2 separate regions of the Homo sapiens genome follow, and region 2 is linked to region 1. The links are chromatin loops, found by intact Hi-C in ENCODE. Cell type or tissue: psoas muscle. All regions are shown on one strand. Links, peaks and the distances in the headings refer to the core of each region. The heading gives the core; the rest is flanking DNA.

The links. A loop is a pair of places that touch in the nucleus more often than their neighbours do. Peaks named below come from ENCODE experiments on the same cell type or tissue, not always from the same donor. Only the 100,000 strongest peaks of a DNase experiment are listed, where the experiment ranks them.
Region 2: it touches region 1 in a loop (4-fold over the local background); 1 of 110 quality-filtered maps calls a loop at or near these places.

What each region holds. Positions count from the first base shown.
Region 1 is chr1:60,413,347-60,416,268 of GRCh38, forward strand. No RefSeq gene overlaps it. Among named protein-coding and RNA genes, the nearest start is that of LINC01748, 210 kb to the right of the region's middle. In psoas muscle, for the core only: no CTCF peak of the experiment used is centred there; no DNase peak of the experiment used is centred there.
Region 2 is chr1:61,424,831-61,427,752 of GRCh38, forward strand. It overlaps NFIA (nuclear factor I A), which reads left to right. Exons shown (of 11, transcript NM_001134673.4): 10 at 1,635-1,726. Among named protein-coding and RNA genes, the nearest start is that of NFIA-AS1, 170 kb to the left of the region's middle. In psoas muscle, for the core only: no CTCF peak of the experiment used is centred there; a DNase peak (open chromatin) is centred at 1,601; H3K27ac peaks cover 537 bases.

The DNA of each region.
Region 1 (2,922 bases), core at 250-2,749:
CACATGAAATACCATTGCACGGCTCTCCTGCCTCTGTGCCCCATCCAGCACCATTAGGAAGGGATGGATATTTGCTTGCTTTGGATTCAGTATTTGGCTGTTCTTCAAAATATTCCATCCATTTCCAAATGAGTACTGGCTTCTTCCAGACCTCCAGATCATAAGACATTTAAGATCAGGGTGAAGGCCCCATGGCATAGCAACATGGGGTATTTACTCTGGCCTCTTGCGAGATGTTTATAATGAGACATTAAGCTACTATGGGTGTTTTCTGTGCTTCAACTTTACTTATGTGGAATTCTCAGAAGACACCTCCCCTCCTAAAGAAGGATCTTCTTCTCAACTGTGGATACTTCCATCTCTTCAAGATCCCCACAGGCCCATGATGTTTCCTGATATCTGGATGAAGGGGACACTTGAAGCCACAGCAATTTGCTGCAGGGCAGCCTCTCCTTTTGGCAATACTGAGTCTTTTGTCTAGGAAAAGACAGCCCAGCAACTGCCTCCGTTTCCATTGTTCTCTAGTACTGGGGTGGGTTTGCAGGAAAGTTGCCTCTGAGCAGATGGCAGTGCTGTTTGATGGAGGGATTTCACGTTCAGAACACCAATGAATCGAGGTTTGTATGTTCACACTGTGCACTGCTTCGTACCTGGCACAAATTGCATATTTTTACAGTATTGCCTGTGGATATGGCCCACTTAAATTGCCTGTGTAGAAATCATGGCTCAATTTATGTCCTGTTCCAAATCTGCTGCAGAAGAGTCCATCATGCAAGAGACTAATTTTTAATTGGCAGAAGGTAAGGAAATCGTTTTTTACAGAATTTTTTTTAAATAGCTGTAACATTTATTGAAATAAAATATTGGATGAAATTCACCATATATGTCAACTCAATGAAAAGATTCAGGAAGCTGAGGTTAAAGTCATAAGCTGAGAGAAGAGATTATAAAAGGTACAGAGGAAGAATGTTCACCCTTGAATGGCTGAGTCTCTCAGAGTTCTGCTCCAAACTTTCTTCTCATTCTACATTCTCTCTCTGCTGGATTCCATCATTCTTGTCCTTTCAAAGCCCTCCTCTTTGCTGACCACCTATGTATGAAATCTACATTCCAAGTCCCAGCCTGTTTCCACATTTCCCATTTCCTGTGGCTTACCCAATATTTCTGGTAAGAAGGTACACAAAAGCTCACCAAATTAAAACATACAAAACCATCATCTTCTTCCCTAAACTGCTTATTTGTCTTCCTTTTCTATGTAGTTTGCATTATCTCCATCCACCCAACTGCCCACATTACAAATCTTAGAGTCGTTCTTGATATTTTCTTCTTCACAGCTAGTCAATCACCAAATCTGTGCAATGATACCACTGACATTTCTGTAGCATCATCCTCCTTCTTGCTGCCCACGATTATTTCCCTTATCCAGGTCTTCTTCATCGTACCTATCTTATCTCATTTAATGCAAGTCTTTTCGTTTTGTTTTTTTTTTTCTTTGAGATGGAGTCTTACTCTGTCGCCCAGGCTGGAGTGCAGTGGCGCAATCTCGGCTCACTGCAACCTCTGCCTCCCAGGTTCAAGAGATTCTCCTGCTTCAGTCTCTCAAGTAGCTGGGAGTATAGGCGGGTGCCACCACGTCCTTTGCTACTTTTAGTATTTTTAGTAGAGGCGGGGTTTCACCATATTGGCCAGGCTGGTCTCGAACTCCTGACCTCATGATCCACCCGCCTCGGCCTCCCAAAGTGCTGGGATTTCAGGCATGAGCCATCATGGTTGGCCTTAATGCAAGTCTTTTAAGTGGTCTTGCAGTACATGCCAAGTATGCCACCAATATTATCTTTCAAAAATATAGATTTCAGGCAGTTCCTGTGGCTCACACCTGTAATGCCAAGGTTTTGAGAGGCTGAGACAGGAGAATCCCTTAAAGCCAAGAGTTCAAGACCAGCCCTGGCAACATAGCAAGACCTTATCTCTAAAAAAAAAAAAAAAAAAAAAAAAAAAAACTTGTGAAATTAAAAAAATAATAATAAATTAGATTTGGACATGTTATTTCCTATGTAAAACATTTCTAAAACTTCCATAGTTAATGGCAAGATTCTCTGGGGCAAACAACCCAGCGAAAACCGCAGAATTAAAAAAAAGATACTCCCATACAATGCATATCAATCTGGCTTGGTTAACTAATTATTTCTTTTTAATTTTTGGCCAACCTCCCTCCCCACACCACTTGGCCTTAGGTATGTGACCCCCACATGCAGGCCTTCTCCATGCCTTTAGACCCCCTGGATTCTCACTCCCCTATCTTCATTCATTCTGATTCATTTTCCTGGAAATTATAACCTTCCTCCTAGACAGAATTAATTGCTTTCTCATCTATGTTTCCAGAGAAAGTTATATATTCATCTCTTATAGCACTCTTCATGCTACATCTTTATTATTTATGTGTCTATGTCTGCCATAAGTTTTAATGTTTCAAGGACACAGATTGACCCTTACTTATCTTTATATCCCAGGCCATGTGCTGTGTGCCTGCCAAAGAGGAAGTGCTTCAGGACCATTCTCTGAAATGAATTAAGAAAATGCCTTTGTTGCTTGTGATGAATCAGAAAGCCACCTGACAAAGACTCCCAAGCCATGAATCCCCAAATACTTACTGCCAGCACTAAAGACACCTGAAAGAGATGTAATAGGGTCCAGAATCCCCCAGTGAAATTCAACTTGTTTATTACCATAGGGCTTTGGCCTACAAAACCTGCCCTTGTCACTTAAGCTGAATATGTGAGAATTAAAGACATTCTTGCCTCTAGCCTAAGATTTAGCCCATGTTTTTCTGCTGTGACTCTTGGGATCTCATGGGATAAATGGGTAGAAAATGCACCCTAAAGCAAGAGACTGATTTTTAATCAGCAATTTATTATCACTACT
Region 2 (2,922 bases), core at 165-2,664, 1.0 Mb after region 1:
ACTGAGCTTTTAAAAAAATTAAATTACCCCCATACCAGTAAGTGAGAGGTACAGGCAGAATGGCTAAAGGCAGAGGTATTTCTCAAATCTGTTCAAATTAGTCTGGCATAGCATGGGCTAGAGACAAAATCAGTAGATTTACATTGCTAGACAGTATGACATATCATACATTTAGATCATTTTAAATAAAGTCATTACTGAATAGATCCTCCTAAAACAAATACTATTACCACAAAAAGTTTCTTATTTAAGAGACATCAGGGACCCTCATGCTCAGCCTCTGTTCAGTGCCGTTTTAACACAGCCATGTCCACATCCATGTGACCATTGCAGATCTGTTTGGGTGGCTTAGCTCTTACCAAAGACAACCAACAGGGTCTGGGCCAGATGGTGGAAATTTTATCCCTAGATTTGTTTAATGAGAGAAACAAGAAGTATGAGCAATTTTCTGTAAAACAGAAAGCCAGAGTAAGAGGAGCAGATGATGTCAATAAGGAAAAAAAAAATCTGGCAGGAATTTGATATCATGCCCTCAATTATCTGTGTTTTAAAAAGTTGCATATCCTGATTGTTTCTTAGATGGTGTTTGTCTAGAGTTAGCTTAAAAACCTAGATTGTTTCTTAGATGATGTGTGTCTGGAGTTAGTTTAAAAACCTTAGGCCTTTTTAATTATTGTTAAGACATTTGAAATTTTTAAGTAACAGTCTAAAGATTCTAGTACAGAGGAAGAATGTGAACAAATCCTTGGAGGTGATGATAAAGAAGTGAATTGAAGGACACCAAAAAACAAAATGTACCTTTGGATTTATGAGCCAGTGAAACAACAAAGCCACTGAATTTTTTCCCATTAAAGTAGAAAGAAGCTCTTAAGTACAGATACAAAAACCAACAACAAAACTTCCATGAACCAAGAAAGGATAGTAAACTGAAGTGTGGTACCTGAGGTTCCAGTGTGATATCTTAGTTGATAAAGGGTCTTGATAGTTTATGCCTGAACAGAAAGGTTCTAGGATGGGAAGACTACAAATGTTAATATGAAAAGCATATTTTGTGCATCATAAAGATTCTAGACACTACAGGGCCTCTAAAGACAGCTTATTCTGAATGGTTTTCTATCTCCTTCCTGGAGAACCCATTAGTTCCTTCTATAAAGATTCCTCTTCGATCTCTAGCTGTAGAGGCACAGGACCATTTCATGATTTTTTAAGAGTGTAACGGTGTGAAAAGCAAGCTTGTAAAATGAACTGCTTTCCTCCCCTTCCTACCTAATTTCTTTCTCCCTCTGCTCTAAAGAATAGGATATCTCTTTCTGACTCCAGAGCTCATGTTTAACTCAGAAAGTATACTTTGCAAATGTCCTGCATGTTCTAATTTGTATGGTAGAAGGAGAAAATAGCTCGTCTGAGCATTAGTTTGACATCATTTTATCCCAACAGTCTTTGGAAGCCAATCCCTCTTCCCCCTTTTTTGACTGTCTGAAATGCCCTTGCTAGCCAGACCCCTTTGCTAGCTACAGTGTTTGCACATTTCCTTGTTAATCAGCTGCGTCGGCTCGGAGACTGTGTGTTTTGGTGTTGTTTGTGTGTGCAATCTCGTGCCGCTTCCTGAACGCATGTGTCCCTTCCCTTCACAGCCTACTCGACACCCAGCACCTCCCCCGCAAACCGATTCGTCAGTGTTGGACCACGGGATCCAAGCTTTGTAAATATCCCTCAACAGACACAGGTGGGCCGCTCTCATCTTTTCTGTATGTGGTGCAGCTTGTATTATTCATCAGGTGCATTTTAACTTGTCTTTTGCACAAAAGGCCACATTTTCCAGACCCTGTCCAGTCTTCCCTTTCCTCCTGATCCCACCAGCCACATTTCCATGTGTTCTCAGAAATCACAGAAAATTTTGCCTGCAATTTTTGCTTCTTGTATTGAGTGGGTAGAAGAAGAACTGTTTTAGCTATGGCACAAAAAGGTTTCCCAGTGTTAGCTAGTGTGTGTTCCCTCTTATAGGAATTCATGGTCCTCTAAATGCAAGCAGACAGAAGCAGGCCCCTACAGAACCTGAAAGTAATATCTGGTTGCCAGTGACATCAGAGTGCATGCTGGGCATGGAGGGACCAGCCACTCCTCTGTATTCATTAGAGGGTCCCCAGGCACCTGGCAAGCTTTCTAAAAGAAAGAGGGAGAAAAGGGTATATGAGCCCTATTAAGTTGCTGGTGTTGGTCCAGAAATAAGACGTGTTTATTAGTGGTTACTGCTGACCACTGGGGAGCAAGGTGCGGTGGGTGGCAAGGGGTGTGTATGAGTCATATCTGAAGCAGGTGATTGAGAGAAGAGGACTGCTCAGACATCCAGAGCTTGTCTGCCCATAGACAGTTGTGTTTTGTGCTAGTCTAGGTCAAGGAGAAGAAATATTTTTGAAAAGTTTTGGAATGGCTGCTGTATATTGAGAAACAGTAAAAGGCTTTTTAAGTTCAAAGTTAGTATAGGTAGAGGCATTTAGAGGTTTGTGAAATAGAATTAGATTCACGTTTTGAAATAAACTCTCTGATTTCCTAATTAGAACATGGCGATATTTTATCATAATTAACATAAGGAAAGTATTTTCTCTGTAAGGTTCTTAGCGCGGTGTTTGAAAACATTCTTGGAGCAATTTTGTGCACATGCCTGTGTGTGGAATCTCCAGATGCCTAATTTATAACTATTTGCCTCTGTTTGTAAAACTATGGCCAGGTGCTATATGAATGGGATAGATTTGCCTTCCTGGGTCCATTTGCCCCCTCTGTAAAGGGCTTTGGTTTATTGCTATGTCGACAGCACAGGTTAAACTGCATTGTATCTGAAGCCTTCCTCACACTGAAGCAGGGTCACAGAAAGTACAGCATCAGCAGAGAAGGCAGCTGGGAGGACAGGGGGAGCTAAAAGGG